Regions from separate parts of the Homo sapiens genome. Here region 1 is linked to region 2. The links are chromatin loops, found by intact Hi-C in ENCODE. Cell type or tissue: PC-3. All regions are shown on one strand. Each heading gives the region's core, and the rest is flanking DNA. Links, peaks and the distances in the headings are about the cores only. Region 1 has its middle 10 kb from the start of C1orf185. Region 2 has its middle 65 kb from the start of LINC01562.

Region 1 (10,701 bases), core at 1,387-9,386, 78 kb after region 2:
CAGTAGTGGGATTGCTGGATCATGTGGTAGTTCTACTTGTAGTTTTTTGAGGAACCTCCATTCTGTTCTCCATAGTGGTTGTACTAGTTTATATTCTAATGAACAGTATATAAGAGTTCCCTTTTCTCTGCATCCTCATCAGCCTTTGCTATTTTTGTCTTTTTTATAATAACTATCTTAACTGGGATGAAATGATAGTTCATTGGGATTTTTCCTTGCAGATAGCTTGTGATAAGTAATGTTGAGCATTTGAAAATATATTTATTGACTATTTGGATGTCTTCTTTTGAGAAATATCTGTTAAGATCATTTGCCCTTTTTTAATCAAATTTTTTTTCTCATTTTACTGTCTATGTCTTGAAAAGTTGATGTAGTTACTATTTTTGATCAGTTCATGTTTCAGTCTTTCTACTCAAGGTATTATGAATAGTTTACACACCACAATCACAGTGTGATAATAGTCTGTGTTTTTCTGTGTACTTACTATTACCAGTGAGTTTTGTACCTTCGGATGATTTCTTATTGCTTATCAACATTCTTTTCTTTCAGATTGAAGAACTCCTTTTAGCATTTCTTATATTACAGGTCTGGTGTTGATGAAATCCCTCAACTTTTGTCTAACTAGGAAAGTCTTTTTATCCTTCATGTCTGAAGGATATTTTTGCTGGATATACTATTATAGAATAAACTTTTTTTCTCCTTCACCTCTTTAAATATGTCACGCATTCTCTCTTGCCCTGTAAGGTTTCCATTGAAAAGTCTCCTGCCAGACCTATTGGAACTCCATTGCATGTTATTTCTTTCTTTTCCATTGCTGCTTTTAGGATCCTTTCTTTATCCTTGACCTTTGGGAGTTTGATTATTAAATGCCTTGAGGCAGTCTTCTTTGGGTTAAATCTGCTTGGCATTCTATAACCTTCTTGTATTTGAATATTGATATCTTTCTCTAGATTTGGGATGTTCTCTGTTATTATCTCTTTCAATAAACTTTCTACCCCTATCTGTCTCCTCTTTAAGACTAAAAACTCTTAGATTTGCCCTTTGGAGGATATTTTCTAGAACTGTGGGTGTGTTTCTTTCTTTTTTATTCTTTTTTCTTTTGTCTCCTCTGTTTTCAAATAGCCTATCTTCAAGCTCACTAATTGTTTCCTCCGCTTGATCAATTCTGCTGGTAAAAGACTCTGATGCATTCTTCAGTATGTCAATTGCATTTTCAACTCCAGAATTTCTTCTTGATTCTTTTTTATTCTTTCAGTCTCTTTGTTAAATTTATCTGATAGGATTCTGAATTCCTTCTCTGTATTATCTTGAATTTCATTGAGTTTCCTCAAACAGCTATTTTGAATTCTCTGTCTAAAAGGTCACATCTCTCTCTCTCTCCAGGAATGGTCCCTGGTGCCTTAGTTTGTTTGGTGAAGTCACATTTTCCTGGATGGTCTTGATGCCTGTGGATGTTTGTTGGTGTCTGAGCATTGAAGAGTTAAGTATTTTTTGTAGTCTCTGCAGTCTGGGCTTGTTTGTACCTGTTCTTTTTAGTAAGGCTTCTCAAATATTTGAAGGGACTTGGGTGTTGTGATCTAAGTTTTTGGTCATGGGATCCATATTTGTATTAGGGGGCACCCCAAGCTGAGTAATGCTATGGCTCTTACAGACTCCTAGAGGTACCGCCTTGATGGTCTTGGATAAGACCAGGAAGAACTCTTTAGATTACAAGGCAGGGACTCTTGTTCCCTTCCTTTACTTTCTGTCAAACAAATGGAATATTGCTCTGTGTGCTGAGGTGCCTATAGCTGGGAGAGCCACTGGGAGTGTGCTAGTTCAAACCTGAAGTTAGCATGGTACTGGGTCTCGCCCAAAGCCTGTGGTAATCACTACCTGGCTACCACCTATGTTCACTCAAGGCCTTAGGGCTCTACAATCGCAGGTGGCAAAGCCAGCCAGGCTTGCAACCTTTCCTTCAGGGCAGCCAGTTCCCCCTGACCCCAGGTGGGCCCAGAGATGTCATCTGAGAGCCTGAAGTCAGAAACCTTAGGAAGCTACCTGGTGCTCTATTTTGCTGCAGTTGAGCTGGCACCCTGGCCACAAGACAAAGTCTTCCCCACTCTTCCCTCCCCTTTCCACAAGCGAAGTCTCTCCCCATGACCATCACTACCCTAGACCCATGGTAAGTACTGCCTGGCTACCTCTGATATTCACTCAAGACCCAAGGGCTCTCCAGTCAACTTGTGGTGAATATTGCCAGGCCTGGGTCTCTCCCTTCAGGGCAATGGGCTCCCCTGTGGCACAGGGCAGGTCCAGAAATGCTGTCCAAGAGCCAAGACCTGAAATCAGGGCCCAAGAGCCTGCTTGGTGCTCTACCCCACTGTGGCCAAGCTGGTACCTAAGCTGCAAGACCAAGTCCCCTTTACTCTTCCCTCTCCTTTTCTCAAGCAGAAGAAGGCTCTCCCCATAGCCACCACAGGTGGGAATGTGCTGGGTTATACCTAAAGCGAGCATGTCTCTGAGTCTCACCCAAGGCCCATGGCAAGTACTGCCTGGGTATTGCTGCTGGTTATTCAGGGCCCAAGCACTCTTGGGTCAGCAGGTGATGAATTCTGCCAGGACTGGGTCCTTCCCTTCCAGGAAGTGGGTTCCCTTCTAGCTCAGGGTGTGTCTAGAAACATCATCCAGGAGCTAGGGCCTGGAATGGGAGCCTCAAGACTCTGCCTGGTGCAATATCCTACGTGGCTGATCTGGTATCCAAGTTGCAAGACAAACTCTATTTTACTTTTCCCTCTCCTCTTCTCAAGCAGAGGGAAGGAGTCTTTTTTGTAGCTGCGAGCTGTGCTGCCCGGGGATGGAAGAGGGGTGTGCAAACATTCCCTTGGCTGCCTTGGTTGGTGTCTCACTAGGTTACTTGCCCCCAAGTCCACTGGTTCCAAGCTCAGCACAGCAGCAGGACTTGCCAAGAAATTGCAGTCCTTGTGGCCTAGACTGCCTTTCAAGTTTAGTTAGGGCTCTGGAACATTTTAGCCCACGGTGGCAAGGCTTGCTGGAACTTAAGTTCTGACAATGGTTCTATTAGGGTGGGCAATTCTGCTCTGGCTATGGCTGGTCTAAATGCTCCCTCCACGGGCTCTGTCTGAGTTCTGCCTGGTATTGCTTTCTGCTGTGACAGGGAGCACTGAGTTCCAGTGCAAAGTCCCAAAATCACTACACTTTTCCTCTTCCAAGCACACAGATTCTCTCTCTGCACCATATAGCTGCTGTAGGGGATGAGGAAGGGGTGGCACTGGCAATTCAAAATGCTTTCCTACCCTCTTCAGTGCCTCTTTCAGTGATATGAACTTAAAACCAAGTACTACGATTGTTCATCTGATTATTGGTTCTTATAAAGGTGCTTTTTTGTGTGGATAGTCATTCAATTGTGGATTGAACCATTGTTCAATTGTTGTGGATAGTTGCTGGGAGGACAATCAATTAAGTCTTCTATTTGTCCATCTTGCTCTGCCTCCACCCTCAAAGTGTTTTAATTTCCTTCTTAATTTCCTCAGTGGCCCATTTATCATTTGGTAGCATGTTGTTTAATTTCCATGTGTTGTGTAATTTCTCGGGTTCCTCTTGTTACTGACTTCTAGTTTCATTCCATTGTGGTCAAAAAAGATACTTGGCATTATTTCTACTTTTTGCAATTTGTTGAGGCTTGTTTTATGACCTAATATATGGTCTGTTCTGTAGAATGTTCCATGTGCTGATGGAAAAAAAAGTGTATTCTGCAGTACTTGGGTGAAATGGACTGTAAATGTTAGTTCTATTTTGTCTAGTGTACAGTTTAACCTCAATGTTTCTTTGTTGATTTTCTGTGGGGTGATGATCTGTCCATTACTAGAGTGGGCTGTTGAAATCACCTACTATTACTGTATTACAATCTATCTCTTCCTTTCAGTCTATTAAAGTTTGCTTTATATACGTGGGTGCTCCAGTGGTGGTGCATAAATATTTATAATTGTTATATCCTCTTGCTGAATTGACCCCTTTATCATTATACAGTGACCGTCTTAATCTCTTTTTATAGTCTTGATGTGCAGTCCCTTTTATCTGATATAAGTTTAGCTACTCCTGCTCTGTTTTGCTTTCCACTTACATGGAATAACATTGTTCACCTCTTCACTTTCAGTCTATGTGTGTTTTTATAGGTGAGGTGGGTTTCTTGCAGGCAGTACACAACTGGGTCTTGTTTCTTTATACATTCAGGTACTTTGTGACTTTCAATTAAAGAATAGAGTCATTTACATTCAGTGTTATTATTGATGAGTAAGGACTTACTCCTGCCATTTTGTTGATGGTTTCCTGGTTGTTTTGTAACTCTTCTCTTCCTTTCTTCCCATCTTCCTTTGTGCTTAAGTGGTTTTTACTAGTAGTATGTTTTAACTCATGGCATCTTATTTTTATTGTATCTATTATAGGCTTTTTGCATAATGGTTATCATGAGGGTTACAAAAAATCTTATAAATATAACTAGTTATTTTAAAGAGATGACAACTTAGATCACAAAAAAATAGAAACAAAGGATAAACTAAAAAAACTCTCTATCTTAACTCCGCCCCCACACACATTTTGTTGCCTCAATTTACATATTTTTATATGGTCTGTCTATTAACAGGTTGCTACAGCTATTGTTATTTTTGATATATTTGTCTTTTAGGCTTCATACTAGAGGTATGCATGGATTGCACACCATAATTAAGCTATTGAAATATTCTGTGGTTGTCCTTATAATTAATTTTACTGGTGGGTTTTATACTTCCAAATGTTTTCTTTTTGCACGTTAGTGTTTCATTCTTCCAGATTGAAAAACTCTATGATTTCTTGTAAGACAGGACTGGTGGTGGTAAATTCTCTTAGTTTTTGTTTGTCTTGGAAAGACTATCTTTCCTTGCTGAATACAGTATTCTTGGAGGCAGTTCTTTTCTTTCAGCTCTTTGAACTCCTGGTCTCAAGCAATCCTCTTACCTCATACTCCCAAGGCACTGGAATTACGAGTGTGAGCCCTCATGCCCAGCTTTATTTCAGCATCTTTTAAAAATTGTCCTTTTGTTTTATTAATATGGGGTATTACATTGTTTTTAACAACTTTATTGAAGGAAAATTAGTATACCCCACACACGTGTTTAGCGTATACTATTTGAGTCTGGATTTATGCATATACTTGTGATACTCCCATCATAATCAGGATAACAAACATATCCATGTTAAGTGTTTTTACAAGTAACACACACACACACACACACACACACACACACACGAAGAAACTCCAGGAGTGATGGACATGGACAGAAAAGCTAACAGTTTATTACATGTTAGACAAACTATGTATTTGTTCATACTATCACACTTAGTAATAGTGTGTAATCCTTTTTATATGTTTGTATTCAGTTTGCTAGTATTATCTTGAATATTTCTTTGTGGACATTTAAGAGAGATATGTTCTGTAGTTTTCTTTTCTTGTACTGCTTTTGTGTGGTTGTTAGATTATAGTAATCCTGGTCTAGTAGAATTAATGAGAAAGCATTCCCTCCTCTTCTGTCTTTTGTAAAAGTATTTGTGAATTACTGTTTTTAATTCTTCATTAAAAATTGGCAGGGTACATTTGTGATACCACTTGGATCTGGGATATTCTTTGTAAAAGTTTTAAAAATCAATTTAATATCTTTACTTTTTATAGATTTATTGATGTCTTCTATTCCTTCTTGAGTTTTTTTCAATCATTTTTATCTTTATATAAGTTTGCTTATAATTTGTAGTGTTCCAAGTTTCTCTCATTGTCATGGTAGTTGATATACAAAAATAATGTGGGGAAATGAGTCAATCCACAAATACCCTATATCTAAAGATCCTCTGATATAGGAGAGAGAAAATGACTGTAACTGCTGTAGCTCCCTACCCCTCAGACTTACTGTATGAGACAAATGAGATATTGAATCTAAAGTAAATTAAGAAATTATGCCATTTGATTTTGAGTTTTATCAAAACAGTAGACTGAGCCTACATCTCCTTTTGTGCCAAAATTTAGTAACATCAAAAATGCAGCTTGTAATTAGAAAAAATACAAAATAATATTATAAGTGAGGAATTTTATCAACGGTCAATAATTTCATGAACCATAGTGGTTAATATTTGTACAGCACATAGAATACACATTTATTGTGTTCATATATTTATTATATACCAAAACAGTTGGTTTTGTGATAATGTCACCTAAGATAATATCAAATGTGCCAATTAATCCTTCTTTTCAATTAATCTTTGTATGATATATTTAAAACTATAATGTATTAGGAATACATATTTAAGTGGTTTGGGGAAATGCATAATACATTCTTTTGGCATCTTGAAAATGTAGTCCCACTCCCTACTGTCCTGCATAGTTTCCACTAAGAAGTCTCCTGCCAGACAGCTTAGAGTTCTTTTATGTTATTTGCTTCTTTTCTCTTGCTACTTTTAGGATCCTCTCTTTGTCCTTGAACTTTGAAAGTTTGATTATTATATGCCTTGGGTTAGTCTTAATTGGGTCAAGTCTCTCTGGTGTTCTCTGAACTTCCTGTATATCTTTTATATCTTTCTCAAGTTTTGGAAAATTTTCTGTTATTATTTCTTTGAGTAAGCTTTCTACTCCTTGCTCTTGCTCAACTCCCTCTTGAACACCAATAACTCTTAGATTTTGTCTTTTGAGGTAACTTTCTATACATCTTCTAGGCAATCCTCACTCCTTTTCATTCTTTTTCCTCCTCTGATTGTATAATTTCAAATACCCTGTCTTCTTGCCTTTTTTTTTTTTTTTTTGCGACAGAGTTTCACTCTTCTTGCCCAGGCTGAAGTGCAATGGCACGATCTTGGCTCACTGCAACCTCCATCTCCTGAATTCAAGAGATTCTCCTGCCTCAGCCTCCTGAGTAGCTGGGATTACAGACACCTACAGGCACCAACCACCATGCCTGGCTAGTTTTATATTTTCAGTAGAGATGGAATTTCACCATGTTGGCCAGGCTGGTCTCGAATTCCCGGCCTCAGGTGATCCACCTGCCTCAGCCTCCCAAAGTGCTGGGATTACAGGCATGAGCCACAACACCCGGCCATGTCTTCCCGATTTTTTTTTTTTTTTTTTTTTGAGACAGAGTCTTGCTCTGTCACCCAGGCTGGAATACAATGGCATGATCATGGCTCACTGCAACCTTCGCCTCCTAGGTTCAAGTAATTCTCCTGCCTCAGCCTCCCAAGTAGCTAGGATTACAGGTGTATGCCACCATATCCGGCAAATTTTTGTATTTTTAGTACAGACATAGTTTCACCATGTTGGTCAGGCTGGTCTTGAACTCATGACCTCAAGTGATCCGTCTGCCTTGGCCTCCCAAAGTGCTGGGATTACAGGCATGAGCAACCGTGCCTGGCCTCCTCCTGCTTTTTGATTCTTCCCTCTGCTTGATCCATTCTGCTGCTGAGAGGCTCTAATGAATTTTTCACTTCTGCCAATGTATTTCTTAATTCCAAGATTTGCTTGATTTTTAGAAAATTATTTCAATATCTTTGTTAAATTTCTTTTATACATTTCTGAATTGTTTTTCAGTGTCATCTTGGAGATCACTGAGTTTCCTTAAAACCGCTGCTTTGAATAATTGGTCAGAGACCTCATATTTTGTCATCTTGTTAGGATCAGTCACTGGTTCTTTGCTTTGTTCATTTGGGGAGATCTCTGTTTGCAGATTTCTCTTATGGATGTATGTCTGTCTTTGCACTGAAAGACTATTTATTCCAGTAATCTGTATCTCACTTGTTTTGATTTTTATTGGGTATGTTTGCTTAGAGATTCTTAGTAATTTACCTGTTGAATTCCTTACTTTTTAAAATGTCAGGTCTTGAAGAAATCATCTAATAACTAAGTGGAAGTTGCAAAGGATGCCGCAAGATAATATATATTTTTATCTTATCATCAATAGAAATATCTGAATTGTCAATATGAAAGACACACTATATACATGTGTCACCAATTGATATGATTTGAGTATATGTCCCCACCAAATCTCATGCTGAATTGTAATCCGCAAGGTTGGAGATGGGGCCTGTGGGAGGTGTTTAGATGATGGGGGCAGATCGCTTATGGCTTGGTGCTGTCTTCATGATATTGAGTTCTTGTTTTGTTGTAATGTGTGCCCCCCGACTCTCTCTTGCTCTTGCTTTCACCATGTGATATGCCTATTCCCCCTTCACCTTCCGCCATGAGTAAAAGCTCTCTCCCTAGAAGCTGAGCAGATGCCAGCACCATGCTTGTATAGCCTGCAGAACTATGAGCCAGTTAAACCTCTTTTCTTTAAAAATTGCCCAGTCTCAGATATTTCTTTATGGCAATGCAAGAACAGCTAATATACCAATTCAATCACTAAGGGCATTTTTAAAATGGTGTTAGGGAGTACTATTTAAAGATGCCAAAACAGATGTTGAATTATATAAGTACATTTTGATGCCACTAGAGAATGAGAGAAGTCTGCTGACCTTCACACCAAGGTAGTCATCCAATTTTGTCCCTCAAGTTTCCTCTGAATTTTCCTAGGTTCTTTTCACTGTAACTCTTCTTCCAAAAGTTCAGTAGGTCATAAGCCAGAAGACAAACGTGCATCACTGTCTAGGATAAGTATGTATTAGTTTCCCTGACTTGAATTAGGAAGATGTGATGTCACTAAGGACATTGTCTGCTTTTCTTCATGCAGTTGCAGCATCCTCTGCTGGGCATTATACTTTATAGTTTTTAAGAAAGGCTTTTATAGCTTTTGAGGAATAGCTTTTATAGCTTTTGGTATAGTAATAAAATATATAGTGCTTCATTATTTTCATTAAGGTATTAACATCCCAAAGCATCATTTAGTGCTTATTGTAAGATTTAAATATATATAAGAGAAATGCAATTATATAAGTACAAATAATATTAATACTACCACTAATAAGTGGTAATATGCTATTATGAAAACTCTTCAACTTAAAAAAGTTTTCAGAGCTGGGGTCTGACTCTGTTGCCCAGGCTACAGTGCAGTGGCATAAGCGTAACTCACTGCAGCTTTGAACCCCTGGGCTCAAGTGATCCTCCTTCCTCAGCCTCCCTAAGTAGCTGGGACTACAGATGCATATCTTCATGCTCAGTTAATTTTTAATTTTTTTTGTTTCTTATTTTTTAGAGGTGGGATCACACTATTTGTCCGGACTGGCCTAGAACTCTTGTCCTCAAGTGATCTTCCAACCTCAGCCTCCCAAGTCAGTGGGATTACAGGCATAAGCCACCATGCATAGGTTCAATTAAAATTTTAAGAGGAGGACATCAGCTAGGTTGTTGACTAGAAGCTCCTGTGCTTGTCTCCCACACAAAGACAGCCAAAGAAATGAATAAACAACTATATTTTGATGAAAATAACTGAAGGAGAAAACAGAAATATATCAAAGGAGTAGTATAGGCCGGTGCAGTGGCTCACGCCTGTAATCCCAGCGCTTTGGGAAGCCAAGGCAGCGGATCACTTGAGGTCAGGAGTTCGCGACCAGACTGGCCAACATGGTGAAATCCTATCTCTACTAAAAATACAAAAAGCAGCTGGGCATGGTGGTGCACACCCGTAAACCCAGCTATTCGGGTGGCTGAGGCACAAGAATCGCTCAAACCTGGGAGACGGAGGTTGCAGTGAGGCGAGATCAGACCACAGCACTCCAGCCTGGGTGACAGAGTGAATGAGACTCCGTCTCAAAAAGAAAAAAAAAGTAGTAGTATAAACTCTGTAGAGCATAGAAACCCAGGATAGTTACATAAAGAAAAGAAGGAAGCAGCTCACATCCTACCTCGTCCATACTCCAGTCAGGACCAGCTCAGAACCGGGATAAACTTTTCAGTGAAGGGAAAGGTAAGCAAGAGGAACCCAGCAGCCCTCATCACCACTGAGATTACTACAGTCCTCACCACTGGGAAATCCTGTATTTCTCAAAGGTGCTAAGCCCAGCAGAGGGAACTGCCTGGTGTCCATATGGCTGCACTTCTTCCAGAGGAGTCAATGCTGTGCTCTGCCCTTCATGGGCTGCTACTCTGCTGTGCCATGTTAGATCCAGAACCATGGCTGGAGGAAGTCCTGCTCGGGAGGTGAGGGGCTATTGCACCTCTCCATTCCTGAGGGTTTGTTACACCTGTACCACCACTGTCTGGTGGTTCACCATCCCTAAATCAAGCTGCTGCTACACGCTATTCCATGGATTCAAGCTGCTCTGCCCTACCCCTCCCAGTGATTGCTGTGTCCTGCCCCCTAGTGCAGGAGCTGCAGCAGCAGTATCCTACCTTCCAGGGATATGGTGCCTTGGCCACCCAGATCAGTAATGCCCCTAGCACTGGAGGTGAAGCAGTGCCTACTGGGAAACTGGTGGCTTGGCTACCCAGAGCAGTCATGTCCCCCTGTACTGGACCTGAGGTAGTGCCTTCTAGGGAACTGGTGCTGTGGGCCACCCAGAGCAGTCACCCCCCCGGTGTTGGAGCTGAAGAGTCACTCCACTTCACAAGATTATGGGTCCCTTAGCTGAGCCAAGCAGCTGCAGTTCCCAGGGCTGAGCCAATGTGGTGCTGCACATCCCAGGAAAACACAGGATTGGGTGAACTGAAACAACCTACTCTCCAGGCTGAACAACTGCAGAACCCTGCTTCCA
Region 2 (10,701 bases), core at 1,207-9,206:
CCCAGAAAAAATTATGAAGCAATGTTTCTGGACATTGGGTAACAGGCATTGCAGGACTATCAACCCTAAGATACAGGAAGTAAATGAAGTGAACCCTTGAGTTCCCGACTTACTGCCTGGAGGAAGTTTCCACACGGCAGATAAGGAAAGAGGAATTTAAAGAGTCTGGTGGTCTAGTTGAGTTGAGGAGACAATCACTGGAGTTTGGGGAGGCTAAGACAGCTAGTACTGGTGAGGCAGACTGTCAAAGAGGAGGGAACTGCAAAAAGAAAGAGCTTTGGAGAACTGCAGAGGATTCTCCCTGAATCTTTGGCTGAGGACTGATCTGTGCACATGTATGAGGAAATTATCTGAAGCTAAATATTGGAAAGCAGCAGGCCAAACAATTCCGATAGCTTACCCAGGGCTGGGAATATTTTGTGTGCAAAGCCGGAGTGGGAAGACAAAATAATATATAGTGGATCGGATAGAGTCCTCAGAAGGGGAACACCTTAGTAGTGGAGCTAAATTTTGCTTAGATTAAAGGCTGATCTGGACCCAATCTAACAATTTTTTTTTCTCTGTTGCCCAGGCTGGAGAGCAGTGGCACTGTCATGGCTCACTGCAACCTCCGCCTCTGGGGTTCAAGCAATTCTCCTGCCTCAGCCTCCCGAGTAGCTGGGAATACAGGTTCGCGCTACCACACCTGGCTAATTTTTGCATATGTAGTAGAGATGGGGTTTTACCATGTTGGTCAGGCTGGTCTCGAACTCCTGACCTCAAGTGATACTTCTACCTTGGCCTCCCAAAGTGCCGGGATTACATGCGTGAACTACCGCGACCAGCCCCAATCTAACAAATCTTAAAAGCAAGACTCAAAAGGATCACACTGATTCTATGTCCTTAAAATGTTGACAAAGTCCAACATTATTTAAATAATTTTTAAAAATCCGCCAATGATGGATTTTTGTTGGTGTTGTAAGCAAATACACTCAACAATGTAAAAACCACATTGTCAGCCAGGCGCAGTGGCTCATGCCTGTAATCCAGCACTTTGGGAGGCTGAGGCAGGTGGACCGCTTGAGGCCAGGAGTTCAAGACCAGCCTGGCCAACATGGCAAAACCCCATCTCTACTAAAAATACAAACATTAGCTGGGGGTGGTGGCCCACACCTGTAATGCCAGCTACTTGGGTGGCTGAGGCACAAGAATCACTTAAACCTGGGAGGCAGAGGTTGTAGTGAACCAAGATGGCACCACTGTACTCCAGCCTGGGTGATAGAGTGAGACCCTGTCTCAAGAAAACCAAAAAACCAAAATATCCCGCAATGTCTAGTATCAGATAAGAAATTACCAGGCAAATGGAGAAGCAGAAAAATATGACCTTTAACTAGGAAAAAAATCAATCAAAAGAAAGACAGAAATGACAGAGATGATGGTATTAGCAGACACAGATTTTAGAACAGCTACTGCAAATACACTTCATAATTCTGAGTAAGGTTGCTCTCAGAAAAAACTATATTTATATAAAAGTATATCTATCTATCTATCTATCTATCTATCTATCTATCTATCTATCTGTCTATCTATCATCTTAAAACATAGGCCACAGGAACTGGCATTTTACTTGGTATAGGAATTTAATGAGAACCAAATCACAAAAATATCAGATCTCCTTTTGAGGCTATGGATAATCAGGCTGTTCAGACAATCACCACTTCCAGTGCCTGTTATGTGTTAAATTTAGATAACTACCATTTAGATGCTAAAGAAAGAAGAGGAGATTCAAGTTTCTTAATGATGCTGTTGGTCTTTTTCTTATATTATTGTTTTGGTTTTGTGATTTTGGTGAATAATTTAAGTTCAAAGTCACCTGTGGCTTCTAAGGAAAAAAATAACATCCTGAAAGGCAGAAATTATTTGAACATATTCTCACATGCCCCCTTTAGTTTCGTTTCTAGCAACATGTCTGTAGACCTAAGCTAACTTGACATTGCAATAATCCATCAGGCTTTAAGGATTTTTAGTGAGTTTTTTATATTTAAGTCTTTCTATAGAATTCTTTATAAAACTTTACCTAATTCTTGTTTTTGCTTCCTCAGAAACTCAGTTTTTGTTACACCTGCCATCCTTTACTGGATTTTTCTTTTGATTTGTTGTTGATGTTCTAGCAATGAGCATCATACTTTTATCTCCACCTTAAGAGACCGATGCAGAACGTAAAGCAGAAGCAGTGAACATGAAAGTGGCTGTGGGATTCAGAGACGAAATCCATGTGTCTTTTTCTCTATAGAATTGAAGGATTGACATTTCTCAGTAACTACCTGGCAAAATACGTGTTTTCATAATGTTGAATTTGCCTCTCAGGGAAAAATGTTTCATAAAACACTTGAAAGATACTTATTTTGAAATTAATTATAAAACATTCATGTTTTTATCTTAGGACTGAATTCAAAGGGAAATGCTTCTTTGCCTTTTAAAAAATTGTTTGACTTTCAGCTTTCTGTAGTTACGATTAAAGCAGAAGTGATGGGTGCTATTTCCTGGTTCTGCAATGCTTTACTTTGCCTACTAAGTGATTTACTTTCAAACCTCATTACAGATAATCTTACTAAAAGAGTTAACACGCACTCTGCTAAAAGGTGTTTTACTGTTTTCCATGAACAGCATTGTATGAACAATGTTTTATGAAATGCTGTCTTTTTGTCCTGTAGATTGCCATATCTGTTATGTAGTTATCATATTGCCAAGTCTTTTGTTTTTTTCCTCTAAAAAATCCTCAGACTGGCCAGGTGCGATGGCTTACGCCTGTAATCCCAGCACTTTGGGAGGCCGAGGCAGGCAGATCACAAGGTCAGGAGATGGAGACCATCCTGGCTAACATGGTGAAACCCCGTCTCTACTAAAAATACAAAAAATTAGCCGGGCGTGGTGGCACACACCTGTAGTTCCAGCTGCTCGGGAGGCTGAGGCAGGAGAATCACTTGAACCTGGGAGATGGAGGTTGCAGTGAGCCAAGGTTGTGCCACTGCACTCCAGCCTGGGCAACAGAGCAAGACTCCATCTCAAAAAACAAAATCCTCAGACTCTGTGTCAATCTTCCACATTCTGAATATTATAATACTTTGGCTGTTTCTGTAGAAAGAGCACTTGCAAGTGTGTGTCTTGAAATACCCTCTTGTGTTTGTGTGATGTTAGGTTGTTAACTTGAGATCTTTCTAGCTTTCTGATGTGGCCATTTAGAGCTATAAATTTTCCTTGTAACACTGCTTTAGCTACATCCCAGAGGCTCTGGTACATTGTATCTTTGTTCTCACTAGTTTCAAAGAACTTTTTGATTTCTGCCTTAATTTCATTATTTACCCCAAAAGTCATTCAGGATTCTTTTTTTTTTTTTCAGAGACGGAGTTTCACTCTTGTCACTCAGGTGTGATCTTGGCTCACTGCAACCTCCGCTTCCCATATTCAAGTGATTCTCCTGCCTCAGGCTTCTGAATAGCTGGGATTACAGGTGTGTGGCATCATGCCCCACTAATTTTTGTATTATTAGTAGAGATGGGGTTTCACCATGTTGGCCAGGCTGGTCTTGAACTCCTGACCTCGGGCGATCCACCTGCCTCTGCCTCCCAAAGTGTTGGGATTACAGGTGTGAGCCACCGCACCCAGCCAATTGAGTGAATTTCTTAATCTTAAATTCTAATTTGATTGCACTGTGGTCCAAGAGACTGTTTGTTATGATTTCAGTTTGTGTTTGTGTGCTTATGTGAGTTCTGTCTAAGAAGTCAGATAAGCTCTGGAAGCTTCGTTGTATGTGTCTGCATATGACTGTGTATCTGGGTTATACTGGCAGGCAAAATCCTGCTCTTAGATGGGGTGGCTGAAAGATAAAGTTTCCTGAACTCTACTTGCTGTGTATGTACCCCATTCATACTTCAGAGAGGTGGAATCATCTACAACACTGCATTTCTTGTAATTGTGCTGTTGCTGGTATAAAGTCAAGTGCCTTCAATGCTTAAGGCTCAGATATTTTCCTTAAACTGATTTCAGGTCCTGTGAAAGTGTTTTCTACAACCTGTATAACCAGTACTTTCTAAAACTTGTTTATACTTCAATAGTACCTGTGATTAAAAAAATTTTTTTCTTATTTTTGTTATTGCCTTTTCCCACAAGTTCTAATACATAGTGATTTTTAAAGAAATATATACTATTTTGGCCAGGCGCAGTGGCTTACGCCTGTAATCCCAGCACTTTGGGAGGCCGAGGCGGGCAGATCATGAGGTCAGGAGATTGAGACCATCCTGGCTAACATGGTGAAACTCCGTCTCTACTAAAAATACAAAAAATTAGCCAGGCGTGGTGGCGAGTGCCTGTAGTCCCAGCTACTCGGGAGGCTGAAGCAGGAGAATGGCATGAACCTGGGAGGCAGAGCTTGCAGTGAGTGGAGATCGCGCCACTGCACTCCAGCCTGGGTGACAGAGCCAGACTCTGTCTCAAAAAAAAAAAAAAAAAGAAATATATACTATTTTAACTTAGGTATCTTCAAACTTGCATTTGTCTGTGCAAAGCATTGTAAGCTGATACATTTCTCACTCACTCTCTCTCTCTTTTTTTTTTTTTTTACAGGTGTGCACCACCACGGCCAGCTATTTATTTATTTATTTATTTTATTTTTAGTAGAAACAGGATTTCACTATGTTGGCCAGGCTGGTCTTGAACTCCTGGCCTCAAGTGATCTGCCTGCCTCGGCCTCCTGAAGTGCTGGGATTACAGGCATGAGCCACTGCGCCTGGCCCTCGCTTTTATTCTTTTAAAAAATAATTTGCTATTTCAAGTAAAAATAATAATGATGTAGTGTGGCGTTTTAAACAAAAGTAACAGTAAAATGCATGACAACAAAGCACAAAGAATGGTGGGGGGAAATGACATATACTCTTGTAAGATACTTACACAATGTACTATATGCACTAGATACAGTCATGCATTGCTTAACAACAGGGATATGGTTTGAGAAATGTGTCATTAGGTGATTTCATCATTGTGCAAACATCATGGAGTGTACTTACACAAACCTAGATGGTATAACCTACTACATACCTAGGCTATACAGCATATAGCCTATAGCTTCTAAGCTACAAAACTGTATAGCATGTTAATGTACTGCATACTGTACAAAATTGTAACACAATGGTAAATATTGGTGTATCTAAATGTATTTAAACATAGAAAAGGCAATATGTTGTGCTATTATGTTATAATGGGTACAACATCACTAGGCAACAGGAATTTTTCAGCTCCACTGTAATCTTATGGGACCATGGTCATATATGTGGTCCATTGTTGACTGAAAAATTATATGGTGCATTACTGTATACAAAATGTATACAAATATACTATAATAGCATTTTAAGGTAAACTACTATAACTTAAAGACATATCATACAATTATGGTGATATGTCATTCTTTTCAATTCTCTTTCTTAGTTTCCACATCTGCTGTGAGGCCAATCAATATTGAAATAAGAACAGGGCATCATGGATTTTCTTTTGCCTGAAATTCAGCCATTAGATAAATTTACCACCCCTTCTTGCTTGCTAGGACCTAGAAGGGTAAAATTTTTAGATATTGGTTTGATCAATGGTTGGAGGCCTTTAGAGACTGTAAAACTGGAACACTGCTTTCAAGATAGTAGGCTGATCAGGCGTGGTGGCCCATGCCTGTAATCCCAGCTACTTGGGTGGCTGAGGCAGGAGAATCATTTGAACCCAGGAGGAGAAGGTTGTGGTGAGCTGAGATCGTGCCACTGCACTCCAGCCTGGGCAACAAGAGCAAAACTCCATCTCAAAAAAAAAAAAAAAAAAAGATAGTAGACTGATTACATATGACAGTTGCCCTCAATAATATGCTTGAGAAATAATTGAAAAACTACCGAAAAAAAGTAGAAAGTTCTGGTAATGACATAATTGCTTATACTGAATAAATTCTCCTGCAGATAACGATTATGAACTGAAGGGCCACTAAAACAGAGCAGAAGCTGGAGATTTGGCATTTGAAAGAAGGAAACAATAATACATTAGTTAAGATATATGTTTAATAGGCTTTCCCACTTAGGATATTCCCGACTTTCTGTAATACCTGGAGGCTAGATCTGAAAGCAGAAAGCTAGAGTCTTATTGACCTGAGGAATTAGAAAAGGAATTTCAAACTGCCAGAGCGCCTGGAAATTAAGGAAGGGAGAAAATCCTAGAAAGGAGGGAGATGTGGATGTCAGAGCCCCAAATTTGTATATAAATGCCCCTCAAATCCTTGGCTCACTTTTGAACTGTACATGCATGGGTGAAAATCCAAGGGATCTGGAGAAAACAACAGCTGGGAACTGAAAGAGCCAAGCAGACGCTTCAGCTGTTGTCAACCACAGTGGAGACAGACTTTAATCTTTAAAGACTTACTTGACTTGAATAAGAGGAAAAGCTCTAGCTCTGATAAATATGTCTGACTTGAGCTACCACAGTATAGAATTGTGGCTCCTCAACCACTTCGCAGATTTGAGCCGGTTCACAGGCCCAGATCCCTTTGGATAAAGAATGGGTTTTGAAGAAAGACCCTGCCTCTCTGTTTGAAATTTACACTGTAAATCTTTCTCCTAGGCTCTCCACAAAAGCTTTGCAGCCATTTACCAGAGTGACAGTTTATTAGGCTAAGGGAAATAAAAGCTAGATTTTTCTTATGGATTACTAGATAATGGTTGTGGACTGACATAATTCCTGGAGACCTAAAATGTCACAGTGGTCTTCTAGTCAAAACAGAGGCTTATGGAGGTCAGGTTATTAATGGAGTTTTGGTTTGGGTTCATCTCAGTGGGCCCATGGTTATTACTCCAGTTCCAGAATGTGTATTTGAAATAAATGTACTTAGCAAATGGCAAAATCTCCACACAGGTTCCCTGACCCGTGGAATGAGGGTTATTGTGGTAGCAAATGCCAAATGGAAGCCACTAGAATGGTTTTCCCTTTCACAATAGTAAACCAAGAGCAATACCACATAGATTGTAGTGATTAGTGTTGCTTAAGGGATGCAGAGGTGGTGATTTCTGCCACATCTTCTTTCAACTTGCCTATTTGGTCTGTGGAGAAAATAGATCTTAGAAAATGAAAGTAGATTGTTGCAAATGTAATCATGTGGTTCTTCCAACTACAGCCACTGTTTCAGGCATTGATTCATTGCTGGAGCAAAGAAACACATTCTTTTGAATCTGTTATCCAGCTACTCCACTGGCAAATGCTTTTCTCTCTCTTCCTGTTATTATAGACTACAAGTAGTAGTTTTATTTCACCTGGAAGGATCAGCACTGCACCTTCACTGTTCTACCTCAGGGCTGTATTACCTCTCTAACCCTCCGTTATGTTATAATCTGGTCCAAATGGGTCTTGATCCATAGGATATTTTTGAGATCATCCTGACTGGAACTGGTGAGCAAGAATTACCAGCTACTCTAAACAAGTCAATAATATAATGTGTGCCAAAGGGTGGAAATAAATACCAAAAAATTCAAGAGAGTGTTGCCTCAGTAAAATTACTAGGCATCGAGTGGTCTGGAGCATGTTCAGATATCCTTCCAAGGTGAAAGACTAGTTTCTGCATCTGACTCCACCAACCACCAAGAGGCACAATGCTCAGTGGGCTGCTTTGGATATTAGAGGCAACATACACTTAGGCACCAAGAGGCGCAACGTCTAGTGGGCTTCTTTGGATATGGGAGGTAACATATACTTCTTTAACTGTGCTACTCTGACTCATTTGCTGAGTAACCCGAAAGAGTTCTTCTAGTTGTGAGTGGGGCCCAGAAGAATAGAACACTCTGCAACAGGTCCAGGCTGCCATGTCAGTAGTTCTGCCACGTGGGCCATATGACCCAGCATATCCATGCTTCTTGAAATGTCTATAGCAGATAGGGATGCTATAATGGAGACTTTTACAGACCACTATTGGTAAATCAGAGCCTATAGAATTTGAAGCAAAGCTATGTTCTCCTCTGCCAATAATTGTTATCCTTATGGCTTGCTATTAAACTACTAGAAACTTAACATATGACCATGGTCACCAAGTTACTACATGAGTTGAGCTGTTTACCATGAAGTGAATGTTGTCTGATCCATCAAGACATAAAGTTAGGCATGCATATATGCACTCAGTCAATTAGTGGAATTGGGACATAATTGGCTTTGAGCATATTCTGAAGGCATAAACAAATTGCACAAGGAAATGGTTAAGAGATCCATGGCTCTTGGTCCTATTACATGACCTTCTCTTTCTCAACACATATCAATGTCATCAAGTAGAGTTTCTTGTCACCAGTTGACTGACGAAGAATATACTTGAGCTTGGTTTACAGATAGTTCTGTATGATATGCCAGCATCTTCTGAAAGTTCACAGCTGGAACACCACAGTCCTGCTAAGGTATGGCCCTGATGGGCATTGGTGAAAGAAAATCTTCTAAGTAGGTATAACTTTGAGCAGTGCACTTGGTATAGCCTGAAAGGATAAATATTCAGAGATACAGATCTCTACTGATTCATCGGCAATAGCTATTGGTTTGGCTGGAGGGTTGGAAACTTGTAAAAAGTACAATTAGAAAACCAGTGACAGCCGGGCGCAGTGGCTCACGCCTATAATCCCAGCACTTTGGGAGGCCAAGGCAGGAAGATCACCTGAGGTCAGGAGTTTGAGACCAGCCTGGCCAATGTGGCAAAACCCTGTCTCTACTAAAATACAAGAAATTAGTGGGGTGTGGTGGCGGGCGCCTGTAATCCCAGCTACTTGGGAGGCTGAGGCAGGAGAATTGCTTGAACCTGGGAGGCGGAGGTTGCAGTGAGCTGAGATTGTGCCATTGCACTCCAGCCTGGGCGACGGAGTGAGACTCTGTCTCAAAAAAATAAAATAAAAATAAAATAAAATAAAATAAAATAAAAATAAATAAAAAATAAGTAAATAAAATAAAATAAAAAAAGAAAATCAGTGACAAGGAATCTGAGGAAGATGTATGTAGATAAATTTCTCTGAGTGGGTACAGAGTGTGAAGATAAATTTGAGCCCCATTTAGAAGCTCCTCAATGAGGAACATCAGAAGATGTTAATAGTCAGGTAGATAAGATGATGCAGTCCATGAAGTCAGTTACCTTCTTTCAACAGTCACCTTTGTCCTTGCTCAATAGACTCCTGAACAATGTGGCCATGGTGGAAGGGATGGCGATTACTCATGGGTTAGCAATATGAACCTCCACTCTCTAAAGCTGATATGACTATAGCCACTTCTGAGTGCCCAACCTGCCAACGGCGGATACCAACACTAGTTCTCCATTTCCTGAGGGTGTGGAGGGGGTGGGGGAGTTGAGTCAGCCACCTGCAGCCAGGTTGATTATATTGGACTGCTTCCACCGTGCAAAGGCATCTTTATTCTTACTGGAATATACCCTTACTTTGGAAATGGATTTGCCTTCCAAGACCACATTCCGTGGACTTCAGAGCACTTCATTTACCATCATGGTATTTTGAAAGGATTGCTTCTGACCAGAAAATAATTTTACTTTACATCAAATGAGGTGTGTCAGTGGGTTAATGCTCACAGAATTCACTTGTCTTACCATGTTTCCCATTACCCTGAAGTAATAGCCTAATACAATAGTAAAAGGAGTTTTGAAGACTCAGTTATAGTGCTGGCTGGCTGGCAATACTTTGCAGGGCCCAGGAAATGTCCTCCAGGATGTGGTACATGCTCAGCTACCAAGATATGGTGCTGCCTGTCTCATGGCCAGGATTCTCAGGCCCAAGACACAAGGGTGACTCCTCTCACTATTACTCCTAATAATCCAGTAGTGAATATTTTGCTTTCTGTCTCAGCTATGTGATCAGTTACAGAAATAATGATGGTAGCAATTATAGCTATTTCAGTCTTACTTTGAAGTGTATTTGTATATATTTTAACCAATTCTTTTTCTTTTCTTCTCCTATGTCATTTCCTTACTATCTAACATCTGTTAATAGTGGTTAACTAAGCATCTCATTACTTAGGTTAACAGAATGCAAATAGAGATCTGTGACTCACTAGATGAGAAACAAATGTCACCCAAAGACAGATAAGGGGACTTTGTAGCCTCTTTTAGCAAGAGAGTTGATACTTTTTTGTTGTTATAAAAGAGGTTCTGAGGCCAGGCATGGTGGCTCACACCTGTAATTCCAGTACTTTGGGAGGCCAAGGTGGGCAGATCACCTGAGGTCAGGAGTTTGAGACCAGTCTGGCCAATGTGGTGAAACCTCATCTCTACTAAAAATACAAAAATTAGCCAGGCATAGTGGTGCATGCCTGTAATCCCAGCTACTCAGGAGGCTGAGGCAGGAGAATTTCTTGAACCTGGGGGTAGGAGGTTGCAGTGAGCTGAGATCGTGCCCTGCACTCCAGCCTGGGTGACAGAGTGAGACCCCCACTCAAAAAAAAAAGGTACTGTATCATGTCTGATTAAAGCATGATTTTGCTATTTTTTATTGTATATATTTAGAATGTATAACATGATGTTTTGCTGTACTTATCTTGATCTACATATACATAGTGAAGGGATTACCACAGTCAAGCAAATTAATATACCCATTATCTCATACATTTACCTTTTCTCCCTTTTTTTTCTTGTTATGGTAAGAGTACTTAAAACCTACTCTTTTGGCAAATTAT

Evidence for each region. A loop is a pair of places that touch in the nucleus more often than their neighbours do. Peaks named below come from ENCODE experiments on the same cell type or tissue, not always from the same donor. Only the 100,000 strongest peaks of a DNase experiment are listed, where the experiment ranks them.
Region 1: it touches region 2 in a loop (6-fold over the local background); 12 of 110 quality-filtered maps call a loop at or near these places.

Annotation. Positions count from the first base shown.
Region 1 is chr1:51,086,716-51,097,416 of GRCh38, reverse strand. No RefSeq gene overlaps it. Among named protein-coding and RNA genes, the nearest start is that of C1orf185, 10 kb to the left of the region's middle. In PC-3, for the core only: a CTCF peak has its summit at 8,744 (motif pointing left); no DNase peak of the experiment used is centred there.
Region 2 is chr1:51,164,822-51,175,522 of GRCh38, reverse strand. No RefSeq gene overlaps it. Among named protein-coding and RNA genes, the nearest start is that of LINC01562, 65 kb to the left of the region's middle. In PC-3, for the core only: no CTCF peak of the experiment used is centred there; a DNase peak (open chromatin) is centred at 4,962; H3K27ac peaks cover 329 bases.